Linked DNA regions of Homo sapiens: region 1 is linked to region 2. Evidence: chromatin loops called from intact Hi-C (ENCODE). Cell type or tissue: mammary epithelial cell. All regions are shown on one strand.

What was found. Hi-C counts contacts between places; a loop is a spot of excess contacts. Peaks named below come from ENCODE experiments on the same cell type or tissue, not always from the same donor. Only the 100,000 strongest peaks of a DNase experiment are listed, where the experiment ranks them.
Region 1: a loop joins it to region 2, with 12 times the contacts of the local background. A loop is called at or near these places in 4 of 110 quality-filtered maps.

What each region holds. Positions count from the first base shown.
Region 1 is chr1:38,023,304-38,031,303 of GRCh38, reverse strand. UTP11 (UTP11 small subunit processome component) reads right to left here. Exons shown (of 8, transcript NM_016037.4): 8 at 6,484-7,759. The coding sequence ends at 7,676. Among named protein-coding and RNA genes, the nearest start is that of UTP11, 15 kb to the right of the region's middle. RefSeq lists enhancers at 589-648, 1,349-1,428, 2,562-2,611, 3,431-3,982, 3,983-4,535 and 1 more. In mammary epithelial cell, CTCF peaks have their summits at 2,601 and 4,493 (motif pointing left); DNase peaks (open chromatin) are centred at 1,033, 3,113, 4,013 and 4,493; H3K4me3 peaks cover 306 bases; H3K27ac peaks cover 3,368 bases.
Region 2 is chr1:38,149,329-38,157,328 of GRCh38, reverse strand. All of the region lies in intron 1 of LOC105378654 (a long non-coding RNA gene), which reads right to left. Among named protein-coding and RNA genes, the nearest start is that of LINC02786, 12 kb to the right of the region's middle. In mammary epithelial cell, a CTCF peak has its summit at 4,378; no DNase peak of the experiment used is centred here.

The sequences.
Region 1 (8,000 bases), 130 kb after region 2:
AGAGAAGGCCTAGGGTGAGGAGTGGGGAGCAGGGGAAGAAGGGCCCTCTTTCTCATGTTCCCTCTGGGGGCACATACCCCATCCCATGCCACCTCCTTGCCCATTCTCCAGATGCTCAGCAGGGAAGGAGAGCACAGCAGAGGGCCGAAGCGCGGCCCTGAAGGTCATCTTGCACGTCAGCACTGGGGCAGCCCCAAAACCCCTTGCGCCCTGGCTCCCCGCCTGGACCACAACACAGGCTCCATTGACTCCTGTGCGCCCTCCTTCCCAAGATGCACACAAAGCCGTGGGCTCGTGGTTACTGCCCACGGGCCCCTGAGCCCCACAGGACCCACCCAGGGAAGGAGGCCAGAGCTGGCTGGCTGGCTGCAGCTCCTAAGGGGCTGGCAGGAGGGAAGGATCGTGCACCTACGCAAGAATCTCCTGGTTCTGGGCAGAAAGCCCTCATAGCCGACCTCTAGGCCCTGTTCTACCCAGGCTGGAATGGAGTCAAAGACCTTGAGGACCCAGCTGGGACAAATTCTCTGCCAGTGCCACCTCTACCCACCCTTCATCCTGTTTACATCTTGCAAACACAAGGACATTCACCCCTGCCACTGAGACTAAACCTGGAGCAAAGCCGCCCTGGCCCACCCTCTATCTCCCATAAGGGAAGTCAGGTGGGGAAAGATGCTTGTCTGGGGGAGGGGGACTGGAGGAAAGCTGGGGCTGAGAAGCTCCAGCCCCTCTGGGGGCTTCAGTTAGGGGAGGGCTGCCCCAGCAGGATGACAGAGAGATGATTAAACCCACAGAGAAGATTGATAAGGGAGCTAAACAGCTGCAACTCTGCAAGGTAGGCTGGGACAAATCTCATCTTGTCCTGGCGGCACTCAAAGCACTGGGGGGCTGGGCCAGCCTGGCTGAGCTCATGACCTACACAAGCTCCAGAGCAGGAATGGGGGCAGGGGTGGCAGGCTGCTCCCACCTTCTTCCTCAGGGCCCAGCCCCCATTCCTGCCGCCTCAGAGCTCCCTCCCTGAACAACACCCATTGGCACCTAGGCGGCGTGCCCCTCCTCCCCGGTGCCCCTTCACCCACAGCACCTCCGTCTCAGCTCTCACTCTCGGTATTATTAGATGTGATTTACAGCGGAAACGCTGAGTCAGACAAACCAAGACTTCCCCAGACAGAGGCAGTGGGAGAAGACAGGAAGAGTCCAGGGCAGCTGGCCTCCCTGGGCAGGGTCCTCAAAGGGAGTGAGGAGATGGGGACAGGGGTCCCCAGCTTCCAGGATGAGTGGGAAGTTTGCCCCTCCTGTTTCTCCTTTCTGTCCCAGGCCCAGGATCTTCATCTGGGACTCCTGGATATGCAGACCCCTTTTCTGACTCCCAAGCAGCCTCTCAGCCTGTCCTGCCAGCCCCTGTCTCTTCCTTGGCAAGTTTGAGAAAACAGCCCAGGGATCCTGGAGCCTGGAAACAAGGTGGTTCTGCTGGGTCCTGTTTCCTCACAGCAAGGCCCCGGTTCAGAAGGCAGCCCCTGACTCCCAGAGATGAGAGGCAGGAAAAGTGCATGGCTGGGGTCCCAGCCCCCTACTCTACAAACAGAAACACGGGCACTGTGTGCTCCTGGGGCGTCCAAGGGCCCTAGAACCGGTGGAGAGCACACATTTCTGCTTCCACCTTGTGCGGAAGAGCACAGTGGGCAGGTCCGTCTCTGCTCCCTGGGTCTCTGACTCCCTGGCAGGGAGGAACTGGGCATTGTTGCCAAAAATAAACGTTCCCTCTCCCGCTCCCTGGCTCCCGGCTCCCGCTCATTAGGATGCGTGGCGTTTGGCTGCGGTCCCACACCTTGCAGCTCATTATAAATATGCAGTCGCTGCTGGCGCTACCCCAATCATCTCTGCAATCAGAGCTTTTAATTAGGTTAATTAAATTGTATCAAATCTCGCAGGGACGCAGTTCACTGATGCTGATGAGGCAGCCAAAACAGACCCCAGCTCCTCCGCTAATGAAGGCCGCTGCCTGCCTGAGCCATGAGGGAGCAGGAGCGCATAATAAACGGGCGCGTCCTCTGGGAGGAGCTGCTGCCCAGGCCGAGCTCTGGGGACCTGGCAGGGGGTCTAAATCAAGCAGTCCAGGCTCCAGCTGCAGCAGAGGCTCCCAGCCCAGGAGCCGGCCCCTTCACACAAGAACCAGGGCAGCTTCAGGAGCCCAGGCACTGAGAGCCTGCCACGCTTACATAGCAAACTTGAGGGGGCCCCAAAGATCCACTGACTCTGTCTGGGACTCCTCTTTACTTCTCCCCCAGAATGGCCCAATAAGGCCAGGGCTCCCTCTCCTACACACCTATATACACACACACATACACATACACACACACACACACACACACACACACACCAGCAGTTAGCCCTGTCACTGCCCCCGGATTGTCTTATTAGCCAGAGTGGCCAGGCTGAGACTAGAAAGCCCATCCTGCCACTGCCAGCCTAGTCTCCATCTGCTATGGAGACCATCTGCCCCTGGCGGGGGGCTGGGGTGGTCTACAATGCTACCAGCCAGCAAGAGGAGGGGGTGCTGCCCCCTAGGCTCCATGTGCCAGATGGACCTTCTATATTCCACCTACCACTCCACCTCAAGAACCCTCTGCCAGGGAGGGACACCTGTCCCAGACCTCCTGGGATCAAAATAGCTAGGGAGGGGAGATGGTCCCTTCCTTCCCTGGTCCCTCGCCACCCTGAGTTCACTGTCCCATGCCCTGGCAATCCATCTCTGGGCACTGGAGACCACAGGCTTCAGAGCTGCAGGGCCCTGCAAAGGTCCTCCCCTGCCTATAAGCAGGAAGGCAGGTGCTGCCACCTCCAAAGGGGCTGTCCCCAACACTCCACTCAGCCTGACTCCAACCCCTCCCCTTAACCCCTCCATCACTGGTCTCAGTGTCTCTGAGCAGATGAGGAGAGAGGATGGGGAAATTTTCAGTGCTCTCGGGACAAGTTGTTTCTGCTATAGAAGCTGGTTTTTTTGGTTTGGAAAGGTGTTTTTTCTTTTTTCCACCCAGTAATGTGAAAACATGAAACCCGAAACCAACCCCCTACATTTGTCACCTCTGAGAGAAGCCTTTGGGGTAACTGGGAGAAAGCTGTAAATGACTCAGGCTGATTCAGGGCAGGGGGGTGCTGCCCAGCTGCCTGGGGCACCACAGTTTCATTAACCCGATCTGAGCATGGCCGTCAGGTGACAGATGCAGGGAGGGGAAAGGAAGCCCTTTCCATCCTCTGCTTACCCCTAAACACAGCAGTTCCCTTGATATATTCCTCTTGCCTAGAAAAAGCTGGGTCCTTAGCTCCGTTCTGGACGAGCCTCTCCTACCACCACGCAGGAGCACAGGGCTGGACTGTGCAACCACCCCAGCCCCAAGCAGTTTGTTCCCTTTGCATTAAGCGAAGCGGACAAGATGAACAAGGAGACCTAGGTGTATGCTTCACCTAGGAGTAGACTGGACAAGACTTCCTAAATGTGATGATGATGGATCCAGGAATAGGGAGCCAGGAAATTCCTTACAGGGAGCCTGAGAAGCAGCGGAGACGTTCTTCCCTCTGGCCAGAGCAGTTGAGGAAAGAACAGGCAGAAGCATGAACTAGGCAGCCTCCTCTACACTCCAACCTCTCAGCAGTAGGCTTGGGAAGGGAAGCTCTGCCTCCCTTTGTTTTACAGCTTCTCTCTGATCCTTCCCTGCACTTTTTGCTGAGACAGACCTGTGGAGACCTGGTTGGGTACAGAGGGCGCACCCTCTGACCCGGGGAGGCAGCTGCACAAGCCCAAGAGGCCTGCCAGGTCCACTTCAAGACAGTACTTCAGGTCCGCCCCCAATTCCTCCACTCACCTGGGGCTTTGAGCCAAGACTCCCACCCACGATTCAGCCCGCCCTTCCCCAACACCCTGCACATAAGGCTCCGGGAACTGGCACGCTGGGAGAACTTGAGCGGGGAGCCCAGCACCACACACCCACTTGCCTCACTGTTTCAAGTCCCAACAGGCCCTGGCCTCACCGGCCTCCACAGGTAGGCAGAGCGAGTCTGCATCTGTTGGCTGCCTTCCCTGCTGGAGGACGTGCAGCTCTAACTGCTCAGTGCCCCACCGTCAGCAGCATGGGGGAGAGGACAGTGAGCGACAAACAGATGCTTAAAGCTGCACGGAGGGAGACCCCTCCCAGGTCTGGGTGGAACCACCCTATGGGAAACTTGGGGCTATGTGACAGAGACCTCCCTGCATGGTCCTCACTAGAAACAGGAAGGAAAAGCACCTTCCTGCCCAGTCTTCCTCCTGGGGCCACACTCATCTCAAACTCAGGGTGAGAAAATCCCATTTCTTCATGGGAGCTCTCCCCCCTAGCATTAAATTCAATAAGCAAACACATGCAAGTACTTCCTAAGTACAAGGACACTTTTGAAAGAAGACAAGTGTGCTGGGTGGGTGGACACCAAGTCCCTGAGAAGGAATCCCAGCAAAGGGGCAGCAGCTCCACCTGCTGGGCCCTTTTCCACCCTGGCACCAGGAAGCAGTTAGAAATCAGAAAAAGATTGGCTAGGAGCAGTGGCTCATGCCTGTAATCCCAGCACTTTGAGAAGCCAAGGAGAGGTGGATCGCCTGAGATCAGGAGTTCGAGACCAGCCTGGCCAACATGGCGAAACCCCGTCTCTGCGCCTGTAATTCCAGCTACTAGAGAGGCTGAGGCAAGAGAATCGCTTGAACCCAGGAGGCGGAGGTTGCTGTGAACCAAGATCGCGCCACTGCACTCCAGCCTGGGTGACAGAGCAAGACTCTGTCTCAAAGAAAAAGATGAACTTATTCAAGAATAAAGCTAGGGCTTGACACTCTCCTGCTTTGGTGGGAAGGGCCCTAGGATGCAGCAACAGACTAAGACTGAGCCAGGCTTACTGAATTCTCTGTTGGACAGACCTGAAGGGTCCACATCACCATAGAACTGCTGTTTGGAGACTTGGTTTGTACAAGAGACCTGAGCCAAACAAGTCCTGACTCAGAAAATCCCTCCAGCTCCATAGGCTGCCCACAGCCCCCTTGGCACAGCTAGAGCAGTATGCCACCAACAGCCCAAATCACCCCTAGGCCAAAAAGGGCGGCTAAGCAAACAATACTCTTCCCTCCCCAACAAGCCAAGAGTCTAGGGTCCCACTGAGTACCAAAGCGGCAAAGCCCTGGCCAATTCTCAGAATACATGGGGCTGGGGCCTGTCTTTGCTTAGTCACAGGGACAGCCAATCTCTTTGCTTAAAATCCTTGAGTCTTGGAGACAGCACTCAGTGTAACAGCAATTCAGAACACCCAGCTCCCCTTACAGCACTCCGATTACCTTCAGCCTGGAACTCACAGTACACCAAAAGGATGCACTTTCCTGCTCCATTTGGCCTGGGAGTGTGGCTCTTCAAACGTCACTGTTTGTGCTCCTGTGCCAGACGGTGTGTAGGTATGCCTGTACCTGTTTATGAGGCCTGAGTTATATGTGCCTTGTGCATCTGTGAACATGAGATTCCATGAGGCGAGCCTACCTTCATGTGGGTGTGTGGTTCGTGAGAAGGCATTTAGGTCTATTCCCTATCCTCTCCCCCACTTTCCCACCCAGCAGGGGCAAGAGACGGAGCAGCAGCATCCAGCTGTTTGACCCCAGGATCAGACTGCTGCTTAGTCTGCTCACTCCCCTGTCTAGTATCACTATGATGAGTCCCTTCCCTGGTTTGATCCTCAAGTCTCTAAAACTTTCAGCATTGACTGAGCTCAGCACCTCCCCAGAAGGGAGTGCATACACACAATGGGAAGCATTTCCTTCCTGAAGGCAAAACCTACTGGTTTCTGTTTCCTGACCCTTCTTGCTGTTTTCCAGGGCCCCTGATTTAAATTCCACTGGGTACACCCTGAGGAAACAGGCTTCTAGTCTAGGCTTGTACAGGAAGCTCACAGTCATGGGCACTTATTAAGCATTAACAATTTTCTTTTAAAGCCTTACAATCCACACATGGCTGTTCTCCCTCCTTGGTGTAAGGGCTACGCAAGCCCCCCAGAACCCCGCTCCCTGTTCTCCCATGTTTGCTCTAAGCATGTTCAGTCCTGTCCTTACTGTCCTTGGCCTATAATCCTGATATGGGCAAACAAAGGAAGGAGAGAACCAGAGAAGAGAAAGAAGCTGGCCAACACACCCAGGGGTCCATATTCCCAGAGTGAAGGTCTGCACCAAGCTATTCTAGCCTTGGAATTGTGAGTTGGCATGGAGTGCAGAGGACAGAGACACAGCCAGGCCTATACTGATTTGAGCTTCATCAATAAGGAAGAGGTGCTCCCGTAGGTTCCTTGTTCCAAGAGTTTCTATCTGCAGCTGTTAAGTAAGAGAAAAAAATTCCTCCTTGGATAATTTATGAAGCCACCTGAATAGCCAATAAAAGAAGAATGAGTGAGGGTAAAATCAGTCTATCCACTAGATAAAACACTATGCAATCATTAAAAATAATATTTATTTTAACGTTTACTCTAGCATATATTACTGTAAAAAACTTTTGTGATGTAACAAACTGGGAAAGAGCTAATGATTTAATTAAAAAGTAGGACATCGGCCGGGCGCGGTGGCTCACGCCTGTAATCCCAGCACTTTGGGAGGCCGAGGCGGGTGGATCATGAGGTCAGGAGATCGAGACCATCCTGGCTAACAAGGTGAAACCCCGTCTCTACTAAAAAAATACAAAAAAAAATTAGCCAGGCGCGGTGGCGGGCGCCTGTAGTCCCAGCTACTCGGGAGGCTGAGGCAGGAGAATGGCGTGAACCCGGGAAGCGGAGCTTGCAGTGAGCCGAGATTGCGCCACTGCAGTCCGCAGTCCGGCCTGGGCGACAGAGCGAGACTCCGTCTCAAAAAAAAAAAAAAAAAAAGTAGGACATCAAATTGTTTACTGTAACTATAAAACACAAAAACATGGACAAAAAGTGATGCCTCGTTTTACAAAATGGAGGAAATCAACTAGACTACTCACAGTAATTGTCCACCTCCACAGCTCTAGCTCCTAGCACAGTTAAGCATGCAATAAATATTTGTTATTATTGAATAAGCACTGGGATTAGGAATGAATTAATCTACTTTCCAAATCTGCTGTAATGAGATCCTATGTTTCATAACAAAAAAAATTATGGGCTGGGCATAGTGGCTCATCCCTGTAATCCCAGCCCTTTGGGAGGCCAAGGTGGGAGGATCGCTTGAGGCCACGAGTTCAAAACCAGCCTGGCCAACATGGCAAAACCTGGTCTCTACAGAAAATTTAAACATTACTCAGACATGGTGGCACATGTCTGTGGTCCCAGCTACTCAAGAGGCTGATGCAGGAAGATCACTTGAGCCCAGGAGTTCAAAGTTGCAGTGAGCCATAATCACACACTGCACTTCCAGCCTGGCAACAAAGACCCTATCTCAAAGAAAAAAAAAATTAAGTATATAAAAATAAGACTAATTTCACAATCCAAAAACAATTACAGAAGGGAGGGAGATTTAATGTTGTCCATAGAAAGACATTAAATGTCAGACTGACAATTTAGTTATGGTTACAAACCGGAAAACCATGCCATTTGGAGTAATGGAATTTGAAGTTACTAGAAAACGACAACAGATTTTTGATACAGAATGACAAGGCTTATCTATAACACGTCAACGTTTTCGACGACTCTGAAATTTATAAATAGCTGGGGAGTTCACCGTTTCTTTCTTCACCTTCACTTTCTGAGTTTTATCCTACAAAAGAGTAAAAAGGTGATCAGTAAAGAGAAGGAAATGGTTTTGTAAAATCGAAAGGTTAATAAACTACCTATTAGCACCTGCTTCAGCCCTTCTCAAAGTTGAGAACGGACACAGCCCTACTGCCCAAGGCATCCACTGTAGGCAATGAATTAACTTCTCCCCTAGGCATCTAGAAAGTACTAGCTGTGTACAGTCCTAGGAAAACTGAGAAGAAAGGTGTTCAAGTAGTTGTTTC
Region 2 (8,000 bases):
ACTGCTTCTAATCCTTTTTTCTGATGTGAATTGAAAAGATCAAATACCATGTATCAAATGCTGGAGGCTATGTTGATCTGTTCTAGTAAATATGCCATATCCAGCACAGCAGCTACAATCAGAACTCCCCCTTGTTTTGATGGTCCACTGGTCATTATCCTTGACCAATCTGGATTTCTAGGGTCCCTATCAATAAATAGAATGGGAATGTGGTGGGGAAAACCAATTCCTAAATCCTTTAAGCCTTTGGTGGCAGCACTAATTTCTACAATGCCACCTAAGATATGGAATTGCTTTGGATTTAATATCTTGGCCAAAGAGTTAAAGAGCATTTTAAAAGATCTCAACTTGGGCTTCAGAACCAATATGAAGGTTTTGTCAACTACTAAGTATATCCATGCTAATTACATACTCAGAAACGAGGAAAATGAACAAACCTTCAGTGTGGGCATCTATTGGACCCACTGTAAGACAGAGTTAAACCAGGGTTCCCTTATCACCTGCCCTCAATATGCCCAATTCTAATATGGGAGTGATTGTGGCATTTGCATCCCCAGCTGACTCAATACCCAACAGCTCTCAAAAAATTTTATTGTTTCCTCTTTCCCTCATGTACAGGTACTCTGATAAATAGCTGTAAGTCTCTTTGGAGAAGGATTGGGAAGACATTTATTGTAAATAATTGAAGTGGCTTTGCAGAGTCCTTCCTCAAGGGGACAGGGCCTCCTCCTCAATCAATGGACTCTGGGTCTGAAAAGGGGCTCAGATTTGGAAAATGGCTAAAGATTCATTATTTTCTATTATGGAAGCTGCCATAGGCCTTGATCTTTTTGGCTCACCTGTTCTTGACCTTTTTTGGTTATATAAGGTAAGTAATACCTTGTGGGCTGTCCATATGTCCAGCTCCTAGGAACATGGTCTATTAGCTATCAGCACAGATCCTTTGGGTGAAGACCTCTAGCTGCCACTTGACTCTACTGCTTGATGTGGCAAACAAGTCCACCTTTCCTCTATTTCCCGCTGGCACATGGTCTCTCCTATTCCAAAATTCCATCATTCCCATTGTCATCGAGGAGCCCAGTTCCAGTGCAGCATCTCTTACTGTCAACCCTGCCTGCAGAAGATAGCCACTACTGAGCTCCTCAATAATATTGTATATCCATAACTAGTGCCTTTCTTATGGCTTTAGTGAGGGAAGTATCCTTCGGACTTTTCTAGAAAACATAGTCAGTGGGTATCATAGTCTCACATCACATCTCTAAGTCTTCTGACTCCTTCCTCAATACTCTACCAGCAATTCCAGCATCCCTCCATCTAATTAGCTGCAGGTCCAAGCTTCATGGAGACATCCTGGCAGCATATTAGCACTGACTCCAAGTGTCCTTGCCAGGCATTAAATCCTTAATCCCAGGAAAGGATTCCTAGATCAATACACACTCCCTGATCTACACTTATATTTCCACCCCCAACCCCGCCCGAGTCTGGGATCCACCTCTACATGGATCCCCCTGGTTCCTCCTGGTACATGTCGGCAGCTTATTCAGCAATTTTGGTGAATGAGCTATTTACTCCTGGAGCAGGGTCTGTACTTACCTGCTCAAGCTATGCTGAGACCTGACCCCGGTTAGTTTTTCTGCTTCTAGGTGACTTTGAGACTCTCTCCATTAAGAATGGGAGAGCCACAAAATGGAAGGTGCCTGGGTCCCTGATTGCCACTTGGAAGAAAACCACCACTTATCAGAACATCTATTTTGGAGATAAAAAATAAACTTTTTTCTGTTAAGATACCAAGATGTTAAAGGTTTATCTGTTAGAGCAGCTGGCCTTGCCTTAACTAATATAATGCTCTAGTTACCTCCAGGCCTCAGAATCCAGAACAAACTAAACCAAGTCTCCAGAAAGAGGAGGAAAATGTCCCCTCCAGCTAAATTCTACCACATACCTCCTCATTTTCTGCTCCAGGATTCACTTCTTCCCAGAACGACTGAAATTGAAATGTCAGTCCCTTCTAAGAGAAGTCTTGCCCCCAACCCACATAAGTGCCATCAAACCCTAAAGCCTTAACAAGCAATAATTGGCATTAGCACATTTCCTGAAGTCTGAGGTTTTCTGCCTTAATCCTACATACGGGTCCTCACCAGCCCCACAGGTGGGGCTAACTAGGCAAACTGTGCTCAGTCTAGTTTTTTTGGGCTGACCACAGCCCAAACATTTCAAAAAGTCTCAGCCATGCTGACCTTATTTTTAAAAATGACTTTTTAATCAAATGAGAGGAAAAAGAAGAGAAAGATGAAAAGGAGAAAAAAGAGGAAGAGAGGTAGGAGGACTGTTTGTAAAAGATGCTACTTTGCTATCAGTACCCCACAAGTCATCCACACTGGAGACCTTAGGAGGCATCTGTTTTGTCAGAATACAGGCCAGAAAGTAGTACGGTGTCTGAGAAGGAACTCTACTCCTAGCATCTGGAGAGCAGATTCTGGATCTGACTCCACCACTCACTGGCCCTGAGTCTTGTCTACTCTCTGGGTCTTGGTTTTTGCATCTGGAGATAATTCCTATTTCTCAGGCCACAGAAGCTAGAGGTGAGAATAAGAGTAAATAATAGCCCAAAACAGATGGAAATGGATATGCCATCACTGCTTCAGTTCCGCAGCCACTATCACTGCCACTGAAACCACTATGGTACCATTCAATCATTCATGCAGCAAACATACATTGCATGTGCTAGGAATACAAGAATAACAAGGAAGCCATGGCCCCTGCTCTCCTAGAGCTTACATTCTAGTGGAAGAAACAAGTGTTCATCACATAATCAAACAAATTAGTATATAATTACAAACTGACATAAATATTCTGAAGGAAAGCAACACATTCTATGAGAGCAAATAAAGAATAAGCTGGCTTAAATGCTTCTCCAAGGACGTAACATTTGAACTGACATCTGAAGCATGCGTAGGAGTTAACCAGGCAAAAAGGAGAGGGTGGGGGAAGAACATTCTGAGCAGATGGTATAACAGGTGCCAAGGCTCTGCGATGGGGGAGAGGGACAGGAATGTGTCGGTGAAAGTAAAAGGCCAAAGGGGAGACTGCTGTGAAATGAAGCTGGAGAGGCAGGCAAGGCTGAATCCTGTGGTCTTAAGAACACATTAAAAGTGTCGATCTTCTTGGTAAGCGCAATGGGACGCCAGTGAAGAGATTCAGACCGGGGAACGAACGTGACCAGATTGGTGTTTGGAAAGGATCACGATGGCTCTGGTATGGACAATGAATTGGATGGAACAGGAATAGAAGCAAAAAGGCAGTTAGGAGCCCTTCACAGTAATCCAGGAAAGAGATGATGGAGGCTTAGACCATGGGTGTAAAATCAACAGGACTTGGGGGATGGGTGGATAATGGCCTACAAGCAGCTGCTGCTGACATCTTGTGCCCTCCGTGTCTCATAAAATTTACAAGGTTCTTTTGGTTTTGAACAATGGAATATCATCTTACACAGAGGTTAGATTTTGAAGTCTGTGCATAAGACAAGAACTGCATATAGTCTAAAGTACCCTTGAAAAACTCAAACCACTCATAAAGTACAGTATACATGGGTTTGTTTATACAGCCATGAACAGAAATTTTTAGGCACACTAAAGTTAGAGAGCCACCGAACTAGAATAAAGAAAGCAACAGAAGGAAAGCCCATATGCAAATGTCTGGGCATTCAAATCACTCTGCCTTTACGACAACTATTCAAATCCCTTGCAGTGAATGAGGGGATTTGGGGGAGGGGGAGGGGAAGGAAAGAAACGTACATGTAGGAGGCAGGGGTAGGAATCTTTTTAATGGTCCCACTTTCCTGAATATTTATTCCATTCAGTGTTACTATGACGTCTTTACAACTCTAACACATGTTAATATATTAGTTGTTTATATTAGTTGGGCTGCTAATATAGTGTTGGATTCCTACCACAGTATCTACTCCAGTCTCTATTCCTTCTTCCCTGAAGGTGAGTTCTTTCCCCAGAGCCCTGCCTCTATCCCGCTCCAGATATATCTAAATGCTAAGTTGAGCTCAAGATGAGTCAGGGCCCTTGTATCACACAGGATAGGCTCAGTCATGGTGCCATAACAAACAATCCCTTAATCTTAGCAGCTTCAAACAGCAAATACTATTTCTCACTCATGCCACTTGTGCATCATGGGTTGGTTGGGGCTCTGTTCCATGTATCCTCACTCAACTGATGGAGCAGACACCATCTCGAACATTGCCAGTCTCCAAGGCAGAGGGAAAGAGCTCTGAAGGGCTTCATGTAGCAATTAAATGTCCATATATGGCACAAGTCACTTCCATTCACAACTCATTGGCCAGAATTAATCACTAGGCTTCACCCAACCACAAGAGGGCCAAGAAGTGCAATCCTTTCATGTGTTCAGCAGGTGCATTGCCAGAAATATTTGACAAACAACACTAATGACTTCCACATGCTCTAAATGTACAATGACATGACAGAGAAGAGACAAGCTTTAATTATTAAGCCTGTGTTTGGTTCTGGGGCCCTGGGTAACCATGTGGCTGAATAAAATGTGCCCTACTCATGCCCCAGGGGCAGAGTCTGTGCCCAGAAATAGACTCCAGACAGCATTTGGACTGCTATCTTGGAAATTAAAGCGATGTCCCCAGAGAGGCAGCTGACAACCTGTGGCTTGGCTTCACTACCTCTTTACCTCCTGCCCAGGATCTATGGGGGCCAAACACAGAATGAGTAATATTGGGGCTGGAGCTCACTCTGTCATCAGAAATCTCTGACAGCTCCTGGAAGTGCGTGGGTTAGGGACGATGCTATATAGATGAATCCCTGCCCTCAAGGAGTTCCCAGTGTCATGGTGTTACATGCTGTGGTAGATAGTTTCCTTTACTCCTTCTCATCCCTAGATGCAAATGATGCTCCTCCCATCAGCAGGTGGAGCTTATTTCCCCTCCCCTTGAATCTGGCAGGCCTGTTACTTGCCTTGACAAGAAAGTATGACAGAAGTGAGATTCTAAACCTTATAAGACCAATCCCTAAGGGAAGTGGCCACTTCCACTTTCTTCCTCGTGAAACCCAGCTACCATAGTATAAGGAAGCCCAAGCTAGACTAGTGGATGATTAAAGGCCATGTGGACAGATATCCTGGAGGATGAGCAGCCATCCTGGACATTCCAGCTACAGTGGAGCTCCCAGGTGAATGCGGACACATGAGTGGCCTAAGCTACACTGGGTGATGCAGAGCTGCCTGGCTGAGGACAGTCAACCCATAAAATCAAGAAAAAAAACATATCATTATTTTAAATCACTACATTTAGGGATGGCTTGTTACACAGCAACAGATAACTGAAAAATACACAATATCAAATATATATGCATGGTTCTGAGAGATCCCAGAGAAAGAAAATCTAAGAATGCTTTAAAAGGTGTTATCTCTGGAAAGACTTTGAAACACAGTTGCATGAAGTTCATTGCAGCAGGAGGGTTGCTCTGGAGGGATCCGCCTATAAAGACGGAGGAAGCTGGGATTGGCCCAGTAATATGGTTGCAACTTAGACCTCAGCTATGAGAAGTTCTGAAGGTAGGAAGGGATTCAAGGTTGTCCCAAACTCAGTGAAAGGAGGCAGGTGTTTGAGTCCTTCTCAGCCACCAGTAACTGTGGGCTGGTCCCCAGAGGGGGCATTACCCTAGGGAAGGCAGCTGTCTGGCTGCAGGCAGTCCCCAGGGAGGGAAGTGGCTGAGAGCCCTCTGCAGCCTATTATGCCCTCAGCAGCCCAGGAGAGAGGAGCCAGCCCTGAAGAGGGGAGCTGGAGAACACATGTCTCTGCAGGAGGAGCACCAGTGGCCCTTGAACTGAGATATGAAAGTCCCCAGTGAAGTGAGGAAGGGGAGAGAGTTTCCAGGCAAGGAAGCTGCAAAAGCAAAGTGCCAACATAGGAACAGACGTGGCAAGTACCAAAAGAGGAATACATAGAAAAGGGGGTAAGAGATGAGGCAGCACTGAGTGAAGAAATGGGGGCTTTGTCCTGAGGCCACAGGGGGAGCCACTGAAGGGTTCTAAGCAGGGCAGAGATGTGGCGAGATATCTGTTTGAAAAGATCCCTGTAACAGCAACATGGAAGATAGAGCAGCAGGGTGGAAACCAGAGGTGGCAAGCCTGTCAATGATGCAAGAGAGAAATGAAGTTAAACTCCCGGCTCCTGCTGGTATTCACTGGCTGCATCCTGCAGTGACTTCTTCCCTTAGCAGCCAGGTTATGTTGCAGCTTAACCCAAGTTATTGGTCTGGTTGCTGGAAGAGGAGGTGGGAGACCATAAGCTGGGGCGGGAATTGGGGGAGGGTACATGATACATGGCATCTTGCAAGGTAGAGGCCTTTTCATCATCCTCAGGCCTGGGTGTATTAGGGTTTTCTAGAGGGACAGAACTAATAGGATAGATATAGATATAGATATATAAAGGGGAGTTTATTAAGTATTAACTTACATGACCACAAGGTCCCACAATAGGCTGTCTGCAAGCAGAGGAGCAAGGAGAACCAGTCCGAGTCCCAAACTGAACTTGGAGTCCAATGTTCTAGGGCAGAAAGCATCCAGCATGGGAGAAAGATGTAGGCTGGGAGGCTAGGCCAGTCTCTCCTTTTCATATTTTTCTGCCTGCTTTATAATCACTAGCAGCTGATTAAATGGTGCCTACCCAGTTAAGGGAGGGTCTATGTTTCCCAGCCCACTGACTCAAAAGTTAATCTCCTTTGGCAGCACCCTCACAGATACACCCAGGATCAATACTTTCTATCCTTCAATCAAGTTGGCACTCAGCATTAACCATCACAAGTCTACCCCTTGTCAACTTGAACCCATACACATCTCCTGAGATCATACATAATCTTCAAATAAAGACAATAATAAGGTCATAATTATGCCTAATATAATACAACTATCCTTCTTACAACCAGAAACACACCAATCCCCAAATACTATTACATAAAGTTAACAATACTTGAATGCTGATATGAAGTCAATAAATCTTATGTCACTTGATAAAGGAAAAAGGAAATAAAATGAAGATATTTTCTTAGTACAAGTGTATACATGCACAAACATGTTTTTAACAAAAGAAGGAGGAAATACTCATGACAATTACCGTCCTCGTTTCTGCAGCTGGTCACGTGGTTGTAGCTGGTATTGATGACTACCTTCTTCTGCTACCAATTCTGTATTCCCTTTGCCTTCGGCAAGCACCTCAGCAGGTTGTGGGGTTTTTTTCCTGGTGGAGTGACCCAAACCTTCATTCCTGATGGGTCTGGGCCATTTGTAGTCCTGCCTGGATTGGGCTGTTGTAGTTTTCCATTGACCTTAATCACAGGGCATGGTAATACTAAGAGACGCCCTAATGGTCTCCTGTGTTCCATGCATACTCTTCCTTACCTCCGTTGTAGAGTAGTAGACTGATTTCATCTTGATAGTCCAGTAAATCACCCCAGCTAACACTATAACTCCCTTGTTAGCTTGTTGACTTAAAGGTAGGAGGAGCCCAAAGTGTCCAGGTGGCCATCTTAACTTCCAGTTTAATGGGATCATTGTTGTGTCTCCCGGTGGCAGCATTCCTCCCTCTGGAACTAAGATCTCTAGGCCAGCAGAACATAATGTCACAGGAACAGGAAGCAAAAATTTTGCTCATGGATCACTAGCAGTGATGGTGAGTCATGCCACTTCCACTTCCATTTCCACCCCTTGATTCCTGGACACTCCTGGCTATGGGAGAAACAGTACCATGTATTGGACCCTGATTCAGAGCACACACAGCCTTCTGGAGAACTTTGCTGCAGCCCTGCAAAGTATTGTCACCTAGTTGGCATTGTAATTGTGACTTCAAAAGGCCATTCCACTGTTCTATCGATCCAGCTGCTTCAGGATGCTGGGGAACATGGTAAGTCCAGTGAATTCCATAAGCATGAGCCCACTGCCACACTTCTTTAGCCATAAAGTGAGTG